Linked DNA regions of Homo sapiens: region 2 is linked to region 1. The links are chromatin loops, found by intact Hi-C in ENCODE. Cell type or tissue: gastrocnemius medialis. All regions are shown on one strand. Each heading gives the region's core, and the rest is flanking DNA. Links, peaks and the distances in the headings are about the cores only. Region 1 overlaps KIF16B (kinesin family member 16B). Region 2 overlaps KIF16B (kinesin family member 16B).

Region 1 (5,389 bases), core at 110-5,109:
TGGCTGGGTGTGCCTGTGCCTGCTTCCTTTCATGGAGAAGGTGCACTGGCTCTGGGCACCCTTTGTCTGCCATGGCCCCTCGTCTAAAACTTCACTCTGGTCCTTTTAAGCACATAGTAAGTACGAAAGGCTGAGATGACAGAGAGGGGACAGATGAACTAGTTGTGACCAGGGGTCAGATAGAACACCCGGCCCACCTGCTAGCCCACCATCAGGGTGCCACCTACCCCTCCTTCCTCTACATCTCTGTGTGCTTTTGAATGCTCTGTGAGCCTTTCTGTACGGTGCAGTTGGACTCTGAGCATCCCTGGAGGCCACCATGTCATCAAGGTGATTTTCTCCATGACAGGAAATCCCAAGGTCTATGGCCAAGTGGAGGGCACACACCTGCCCTAAGAGGAGCTGCTGTTTTGCCCTACGAGTGCTGCCTTGCAGGAATGTTGGCCCTAGTTCCTGCTTTTACTGACTTTTCACAGGATCTTGGCAAATCTGGGTTTCTATGTCAGGTCTCCCAAGTTTTAAATACTGACAATTCATGCAAAATTTAAAAAATCTGTTCAGGCCAACAAAACCCCATATCCTCCACCACCAGTTTGCACCTGCTGCCTCGGGTTAATATTGTTCCACGACTTTGTCAGTCCCTGGCCCCACGGTGCCTGCCATGTGGTTCTTCAGTTGTAAAAACAAGATCCAATTTGAACTGCTGCCCTGCAGTTCTGCAATTTAGCATGTCTCACTTCAGGGTCTTTTAAGTTCAGGGAGGACTCAGCAGATGAGATCTCTTGGCCCTAAGTGTCTAGGGCCAGACTGACTGAAATTAGAAGGGGGAGCTCACAGACCTAAGTTCACACAATGGAAAGGAGAATGGCTGCCACTGACTGGGGTACTTGATAATTATTAGCAGATGGTCGACAAGTTTTCCCTGGAACACTTCCGTGAGGTTATACATCCTCGTTATCATTCATTACTCATGTTTTCTCTGCTTCTCCCTCCTTCTCAGGCCACTGATCAGGAGTCAGAGCAGAATGAGACAAGAGGAGACTGTTACTATGGCACCTAAACAAAACCCAGATGATTAAAATCAGGAAAGCTTTTGTCCTGGACATCATGTGTGTGACCTAAGTTGTCTGTGTGTAGTTCTGCATTTCTTGGGTCTCTAAGTGGACAAAAGTGATACTGGTCAATGGGGCTGATGCCCTGCAGCCATGTGAGAAAAGGCGGGCACCTCGGAGCGTAGCCGGAATGCAGAAGGCTCCTTAGAGGAGATGACAATGGGACACGTGCTTCTAAGAGCAAGGGGCTGGAGGGTGCCCGGCAGCCAGGACAATGTCCAGAGGGTGGGCAGGGGGCATAGAGGTCTACCTCTCTGTTAAGGAAAGCCAAGACAAAACAGATGTACCCTGCGGGTGCTGAACTCAGCCCAGAGCCAGGACATGGGTATACTGGAGCGCTGGAGGGTGGTGCTGAGAAGGCGGGAGGGAAGGTGGGGAGGAGGGAAGATGGGAGGCTTTGGCATGCTTGGACTCGGACACAATCAAGAAGCTCGACTTGCCCACACTCTCCCTGCATGACTAAGAGCCACCAGCCACATCACGAGGATGAGCAAGGGGCAGAATGGCTCATCAGTGACTGACTCCATCAGTGCGGATGGAGCATGAGGAGCTGGGTGGGGGCGGGGGGGAAGTTTACAAAGGGCACACGGTCACTCAGTCATCACCGAAGCGCCAGACAGGCTGTGCCTAATGAGAGCACCTGTGGCCAGGCTAGCATGCATCACACTGCTGGGTGATCCACTGGGTGACTGGTACCAGTCAGGCACGGGGTGGGCACTGGGGGGGGGTCTGTGTCATACAAGACTGACAAGGGCCCTGGGAGCTTGTACCCACAGGGGAAGATCAGCAAACAAGACAATGACTGAAAATAACCAGACTGAAAGCAACACGACTGTGAGCTGTGACCTTGGTTGTGAAAGAAGGGGAGTACCCCTGGTGACAGGATGGAGAACAGGGCAGGGGGCACTACTGCAGATGACCACTCAGAAAAAAGATGAGACAACAAACTCTTCTGCCGATTACTTCCAGATTTTACAAGAATAGAAACTCTCGGGAAACAAAATATTAAAAAATAAACACACCAGTGTTGGCTTATTTCTTTATGTTACCGTGTTGACATGTAAGTTAAAATGCAAGGGATTTCAAACAATGCTGGAAACACCAGCTTATTTCTATGACATGAGTGTGATAGTCTCTGCTCGTCTTAACCATCAATTTCCCAGGCCCGTGTTTTGTGCTATGCTGAAATGTGATTTCAAAATTAAATTTTACCCACTCTGGTCCTAACTAACTGAAAATGGCAAGCATAATGCAGCGTAACTGATGCCACGTGTCAGTGACTGAGAGGCATGCGAAGCGGGGTTGTAAGATGACTGCTGTCATCCGGTTAATGGCATTACTTGTGGCAGGTGCAGCTGAGCGCAGGCACAAATTTTGCAGCTTCATTCTGCTGACCAGCAGGTGACACACAGCAATTTTCAGCCTAGAACGTGCTGTTCTCAGAGAGAAGCCAGACTGGCACTGCTTCAGCTTTCCCCACCCCATCTCTATCTCTGCCACCAGTCAGCAGGACATGCATCTGCAGACACAGTCCCAGACGGATGTGCTACTAGGACCCGCAGGAAGGTACAGCTTCAAGGGTAACAGGAATTGATACTCTGACCCAGGGTCTCCTGGGAGGAGTAAAACAAAGTGGGGAGAGGGGCGACACCAAAATGATAACCTTTTGTATCATCAGGTAAGAATATTAAAACAAACACCAACAGGAAAGAAATGAATACACAAATTGTGACATATCCATACAGTGGGATGCTATTAATATAAAGAAACAAATTACTGTTATACTCAGCTACATGGGTAAATCTCCAAAACATTACATTAAAGGAATGCAGCCAGGTACAGAAGATAAATGCCGTTGGATCCCCTCTCCATGGTTTGCTAGAGCAGACACGACTAATCTGTAGGTGCAGAGGGCAGATCAGTGCTTGCCTTGGTGCCAGAACATGGGCACTGACTGCAAACGGCCACCAGAAACTTCTGGAGGGCCTGCAAAGTTCCAAGTCCTGACCAGAGGGCTAGTTACACGGGTGTATACATATGTCAACACTCATCCAACTACACTTAAAATGTGTGCTTTCACTGTATATAAATTACGCCTCAACAGAGTTAATCTTAAAAAACTAAATGAGATCAAACAACAAAAACCTGTCTACTTATATATCCTCAGTTATTTCATAAAAGAGTTGTTTTTAATGCCCCCAAATAAAGCAGGTATAGAAGACAGTCCTTTTGAATTAAATAGATTTTGGTTTAATGAAAAACTCTATTATTCTCATTTTAAAGACCAGTGGTGGAAACCTCCTCATGGCCCAGCAGGGGTCAGAAGATGAGCATCTGGGAACCCCCGTTGACTTTCTGCCCTCCCTTGAAATCACACGCCCTGTGTCGTCCCTGGAACATTCCCTTAACAGGCTCCTGACTACTTCACGTGGCAATGGGCAGACCAAATTGGAGCTCCCACACTGGGGATTAAAATGAAAATGGCCAGGAAGAAGCAATGATTTCAATGACTAATGAGTCCTACCTAAAAAAAGGTTGGCAGAAGAGCGCAGGAAGCAGAGCGGGTGAGGAGGGCGAGGGGAAGATGACAAAGGAGAACCTGGGCAGCTACACCCCTGGCGTGTTGTCTCCCTCCTGGGGCCCCTCAGGCCTCAACACCAAGTGGGCCCTGGTGTGGTCACACAAATCAGCTGGGACCCTAAATAAGCTGGCAGTGACACCAGCAAGCTATACAGCAAACAGGGGTCTTATACCAGGGGGTGTCAGACCCTGCCCTGCTGGTCACAGAGGGCACAGCGTCTCACTGTGTGTACTCAGGACCATCATGCGGGATAACGAAAAACAAAAACTGATTTTTTAAAAGAGAAGCAGCAAAGATTTTTCTAAATTATAAAGTGTAATAATATATCTATGTATGTACATTGATGTTAAATCTCCCTTCAAAAAAGCTTAAAACTGAAGAGAATAGTCTCTTTTAAAAATAATACTTTTTACCTTAGCCTCCTTAAATAGCCACTGGTTCACCAAGAGAAGAATTTAGTAGTAGCCAAAATATTACCATATATTACCATAAGCATGACTATTTGTTCTAGAAAACAGGGCCTACGCATGAAATGTCCAAATGACTGAGAGAAAAGGTCAGCAATCTAAATTTTAAATTCCAAATGCTGAGGGCAAGCAAACAACCAAAAAGAAAAAAAATCCCAACAAAATCCAAAACTCTCATAAAAACATAATTGTACATCAAAAGTCATTAAGGGGACCTCACAGTAAACTCTCACTCATCCCATTTTTATTTTTATTTCTTTTTAATAACAAACACTTATCCAACACTTAGTATGTGGCAGGCACTGTTTCAAGCACTTTACACATACAAACTCATCCACTCCTCATACCAACCCAATGAGGGGGGGGTTTATGATTCCCATTTGACAGGTGAGGCACAGTGAGGCTGTGTGACCTGCTGAGGTTGCCTGGAGATGGCAGGATATGAGGATTGTGGGGGCAGGGGGAGGGTATGCTATTTAGCAGCTACCTCTTTGCCTGGATCGAGGCTGTTTTTGTTGTTTTGTTCTGGGGAAGGCCTGTATATTCACATCATGTCTGTTTCTCATACTACCCCATGACAAGGTATCCATATGGGGTGGAAGGCTTCCACACACCTACCTGTCAAGGTATCAGGAGGCCCTGCCTAAACGGAGAACTAGACATTCTCCAAGTTGGTGCTAACACATTCCTGGTGCTCATAATTATAGCACCTAGGGACGAACAGAAAAAGGAAGCGGAACAATGACACGCTTCAGAACTTGCTTTGAGAAATGCAAAGAAAGCAGAGCTCTGTGGATTTGGATTTTATGTATCCTGAAGTGATCACCTAGATTCCATAAGGCCTCATAGAATTTTCTGTATTTGGTTTCTCTAACTTGCATGGGCAGTAGCATCTTCACAATTTTGGCCAAATCTGCACACCACCTGATTATTATTTGCTTGTAATTTTTATTTAAATCAATGCAGTTTTTAAAATATTAAATATCTTTTTATCTGAGTTCTATACATGAAATTGATTTAACAGTTATATTTTATTAACACATTTATCTGTTAAAGTAAAATAAATCCGTGTACCAACTAAAATCATTGCATGTACCTCACTGCTGTTGAGTTCTATGTGCTGGGGAATTCTAATTCTGAACTAATGGAAGCCAGTCTTCACTCTCTAATTAAAAAACACAGTCATGATGCAAACACAACTTCCGAAATTGTTTTTATATTCATGTATA
Region 2 (5,389 bases), core at 311-5,310, 83 kb after region 1:
TGCGGCACAGTTGTCACTTCAGACCAGGTAATTCTTTATTCTTATGCACAGTAGGATATTTTGTAGCACCCCTTGCCTCTACCCAATAGATGCTAGCAACACATCTGAGGTTCTGACAACCAAAAATGTCTCCAGACATTTGAGAAACATTGCCCTAGACACATATATAACATGGCCCCTTCCTTCCTTCAGGTCTCTGCTCAAAAGCCACTCTCCCCATCACCCCATACAAAATAGCAACCACCAATGTTCCTCATGGTGATTTCTCTCCTTGGGAATGGCTATTAGTGTGTATATATATATATACATATATATATATACTATCCATTTATATGTATACGTATACACACACACACACACACACACACACGCACAAGTTTATTACCTGTCCTCTGGCTAGAATGTAACCCAGCACCTAATTTCATGTCCCACTCATCAATTAATATTTGCCAGAGGAATGAATGAGTGAGTAGACACACAGAGTTCAGTGGAATGCAGAGGGAAGGTCAGAGACAACCCTCCGGAAGAGAATGGTAGGCCTTATCTTGACATCAGGCCCATCTGACCCCAGACAAAAGACCTCTAAAGTCAAGCTTCTGGGGAAGTCTGAAGTAGAAAGCAGACAAATTCCAGAAGGTTGAAGGTAAAAATTGCAGTCTTGAGGTTGGGCTGAACCAGGTTCAGACTAAATCATGTACAAGAGCATGACATTGTGCTCCATGACTGTACGAGCAACAGAAAACCCAGTTCCAACCACTAACTGGGGATCCTGGTCAGAGATGCTCCTGGAGAATCTCCTTCCCTCCCTGACTCCTATAGTCAAGACGCAGTGACCAAGACACACCTCTGTAACTCCAACACCCAACACAGCCCTAAACATAAATACGATTCCTTACAATCCTGGAACCAATAAATGTACTCTGTGTCATTTAAGTATTAAAACAACCTACGAAGTCTACCATTCGCTAGGTGATGGATTCAGAACTTCTCAAGCTAGTGTAAGACCATTAAAGCAAAACTCAAACCCTGTAGACAAGGGAACTCCTGGGAGGTTTCTGGGGCAGGGAGGTGGAGAGAGAGAAGTCCCTCAGGCCTCTGCAGATATTTACATTTCAAATGCACACTGAAGACCTGAAGTCATGCGAGAGGGCGGTGAAATGAAGTAACAACAACAACAAAAAAAGGATGGCTTAAAAAAATAAAAATAAAAATCACAATGTGAAAGAAAGCAATTTAATTTAACAACCATTAAATAGATACGCAGAGAAAATGACCAATGCATAACTTAGTTTCAAGAAAAGGAAATGAAGCGTGTCATTGTTCTTCAATTACCACTCTTATCAGCCAACCTCCCATTCCATGGCTCAGAACCTCAGGCTTTGAGGTCGGAGACTTCAGTAACATTGATTTACTATAGCAAGGAATATGCAAATCTCAGCTAAACTGAGCACTCTCCATAAGCTAACCCCTACTCCTACCTCTCGGATATTAGCAGAATTCATGTTTTTTCCTCCTGACCATGAAATTAAAGCAGAAATGGGATGTGATTTTTTTAAAGACATATATTACAGGGGAGAATTTAATCACACAGCTCTATTTCATAAAATGATGTCCTCATGGGAAGGTTTGGTAGCTCTGAACTGTGACCAAACTGCACACACAGTCAGTAGCCCCATGGCAATGAATTATTACAGGCCTCTAGGTCCACATGAAAAGGAAAGTGACCATTCTCGTAAGTCCACAGGCATGTGTATTTTCTTTCTGTACAGAAGTAGACAATAACCCCCCACCCCCAAAAATGCAATATTTTAAACTTTAATAGCTCCCACTCAAACTACAGAAAGTGCTTTGGACTACATCCCAGTTTCGTTTACTATTCTTTCTTTTTTTAACCATTGAGAAACACTTTTGTTTTTCCTTGAAATAAGATTTTGAAAGGCATTGGAAATTCATAGTTTCAAAGCCATTAGGTCAAAAGTCTTACTTGTTCCCACCCATCCCCAGCATGTAGACACACACACACACACACAGAGACACACACACTCACACACACACACACTCACATACACTTCCATATATATAATGGGTAAAATCTGAATTAAGAGAAAGTTTTCCAGGATTGCAAGTGGGGAAGGATGAATTTATGATTAATGCTGCCCTAAAGCTCTATGACATTCAAGCTGCATTCAACTACATGATATTATAAAAGTGTCACCTCATAAAACTGGAAACGAGGGTTTAAATCATTGCTCAAGCGAAAAAGTAATTTCAGACAAAAATATCTATCACGTATAAAATATTTATTGAGTGGCATCTACTGTTATACATAATTTATGAAATACCTCTTGGATAAGATGGAATACTTAACATAGTAGAGTGGGCCACCCTCCCCCAACTCCAGACACAGGGTCCCAAAGAAATCAATGTAAAATATGTATACTTGCATATATTTTACATTGAAACAAAGATTTTGGCAACCATGCTTATTTGGATTAAAAAAAAACCCCACAAACTGACTAAAATTGTCAAAACGTAGCATCAGTTTATTTTAAGCATCCTGTTCACAACATTTACAAATGATATGCTCCATATGTTTTTCTTCAACCTCCAGGCATCTATTCAGGTGAAATCCATCTGAATTTAAAACACATGCCCTTTGCTGGGACTCTCACAGACTCACTTCTGCCCCTTCCGGTGGCTCTGGTGATTGCAGGCAGGGCTGCCCAGATCTCGTGGGAAGAAGACCACAGGAGGACTCGGCTCAATGCGCAAGGCCCGTGTAACCACCGTAATGGTTTATGAGAGTAAGCAGGGAGTCTAGCTCTTTTAATCACAACCACATCCTTAGTGCCCAGCACTCTGCCTTACAAAAGTCAACAACTTTCTTGAATAGATAACCGAAAATGATACAAAAACTTACCAACAACAAAAATCTATTTTTTCCCCCTCTTAGAAAGTCTACCTGGGATCTAGATTGTACTTGGAAAAAACTGGGAAAAGTTTGACAGTGTGTCTGCCCCACGTAAATTAAGATCTCTTTAGGAATAAGAATTGCGTGTCTTCACAGAGTATGTTAGGTGAATATAGCTGCACCAGGCACACAGTAGTCACTCAGTAAGTGCTGATTATTTGGTTCTATAGGGAGTGATTTCTAAGTGGCACTTTTTTTTTCTGAACAGACAAGAATGAAATGTCAGGATCTTTTTGTGAAAATTTATGTTACAGAGAATTATATATTTCACTAGCGAGTAGAATTTTGTAGAGTTGACTCACATCATAAAGTGCACATAATTTCTGCAACCCTGACTACAAACACAGCAGATGTCTGGGGGCTGGGGGTTGGGGACAATCAGGGCTTAGAGCACATGCCCAGTGTGGCTGTGAGGATGGGGGAGGAAGTCAGATAGCCAGAAAGACGTTGAAAAAAAATAAAATTATCCTCTAGTAAAACTACTTTTTAACTTAAAAAAGTTGTATGTGATTTTATTTAAATTTAACAGAATGAAACTATTTCAACCATGTTTCTTTATTATTAATATAAGAGGTATTTCCTAAAATATCCTTGTAAGTCAAGAGGTTATGAAACATAATCACAGTGCATATACATTTTTCATAAGTGTTTCAGTTTTAAGCACCATTACCTGAATCTGTACCGGTTTGAGAACGTTGCTTCTTGCCTTGGCATCTGAATGACATCATAGCTGTGTCGATTTTGGGCCACATGGTGCATGTTGGGCAGTATGGTACTTACTTTCCTCAGAAGGTTAAAGACATGGCTCCACTCTTTTCAAAGCTGAATGCTACTCTAAGAAAATTAAGCTAGTCTGACTTTTAGTCCACAGCAGATAATTTGGTTTTATGTCTGGATGTTTAAAGAGTTTCTTCTTTATCTTGAAATTCAATGGCTTAATTAGGATAGATCTCAGTGTTGAACATCCTCTACTCTATATTTTCCTGGAACACAATACATTCTTCTGATCTGCAGACTCAGTTCTTTCATCTACTTATTTTTCATTTCACAAAGCTTGTCTTGTTTTATTTTCCATTTTCTATTTCATTTGTTGACCGTCTACTTCAAGAACACCAATTGTCCTTATATTACACTGGTCTTTGTCTTCTATTTCTTTCAGTTTCTGATTGCTTTACTATCTTGATCATTCCATTTGTGTTCAATGGGCCTAACAAGCCTTTATTCTCTTAGTAATTTGATTTTCAGTGGGGTCTATTCTTTTCCTTGATATTTTCTAAAATTATGTATTAGTCCTGCAATGATGTTGTTTTGGGCCTCAAAGGCTTTCTTTATTCTACAATCTTTCTTTTTTCATCTCACTTTGCTTTTTATTACCATCTTGCTTTGTTTATTGAATTCATGTTTCTCATTCATTTGTTCTACCGAATGAAACAATTGTAAGGAATTCCCTTCTCTCCCATGAAGTGTGATTTCATCTATATTGGGATCTTTTATCTTTTGCGTGCTATATTCCTCTTCTTTCTTGTTCTCTACCAGCCCATCTGCCCATCTATGCAGCCACCCATAGCTATAGTTATGTTTATATAATTGTTCTACATTTTTTTCATCTCGTATATGCTTAGGCGTATCTGTGCAAATATTCCATGTGCCCTAACATAGGATGGGAAACTCCTTGATGCTTGCCTGGCCATATCTGTGACGTTTCTAGTTGACTGAGTAGTCTGCAGTCCACCCACTTTTCTCTAGCCAGATGGAATGACAGAGGGCTAGGAGGTCTCACCTGAGGCACCACAGGCTTTGTTTGAGGCCCAGCCCTCTCTTCCTGGGCTCCCTAATGATTGGGAAGGGGTCCTCTTCCCAGGGGGAGGGAAGGGGCAGGATGCCCTCGAGCTTCTTAATGTTTCCCCAGGCCTTCACTTACAAGAGAGAGTCAGCTCAGCTCTCACTTCATTCCAGTTACCACCACTGGCCATCACTACTACTCTTCAGTAACAATAGGAAAATCAATTCTGTTCCTCCAATTTGAAGGTACAGTGGGGGGTATTCTGGAATCATCACTGATTCAGCTTCTCAGGTGCAGGTTTAGGAATATCCCCTTCACAATCTTTCCTTTTCCCCAGCAGCCACTCATGATCTTTTCTCACATGCTTCTCTTAGTGACTTACAGCAGTATTGCTGCTGCAGGCTTGTATGTTTGCTATGCTTTCTATTATTTCTTCATTTATTTGAAATCTGTGATGGAATCACCAACTGGTTTTTTAACATTGAAGACAAGAATAGCATTAAAAGGCTACAAAAAGGAAGGATGAAAACAGCGGTACTCCAGGTTTTAGGGGATTTCTTGAGCAAAGATACAAAGGCTAAAAACATGGGCAAACAGTCATCCCTTGATATCCATGGAGGACTGGTTCCCGGACT

The links. Peaks named below come from ENCODE experiments on the same cell type or tissue, not always from the same donor. Only the 100,000 strongest peaks of a DNase experiment are listed, where the experiment ranks them.
Region 2: a loop joins it to region 1, with 2.3 times the contacts of the local background. A loop is called at or near these places in 3 of 110 quality-filtered maps.

The regions. Positions count from the first base shown.
Region 1 is chr20:16,349,062-16,354,450 of GRCh38, forward strand. The region is part of intron 23 of KIF16B (kinesin family member 16B); the gene reads right to left. Among named protein-coding and RNA genes, the nearest start is that of KIF16B, 220 kb to the right of the region's middle. In gastrocnemius medialis, for the core only: no CTCF peak of the experiment used is centred there; DNase peaks (open chromatin) are centred at 660, 1,650, 2,510 and 3,510; H3K27ac peaks cover 4,186 bases.
Region 2 is chr20:16,431,570-16,436,958 of GRCh38, forward strand. All of the region lies in intron 12 of KIF16B (kinesin family member 16B), which reads right to left. Among named protein-coding and RNA genes, the nearest start is that of KIF16B, 140 kb to the right of the region's middle. RefSeq lists an enhancer at 5,084-5,389. In gastrocnemius medialis, for the core only: a CTCF peak has its summit at 2,698; a DNase peak (open chromatin) is centred at 2,723.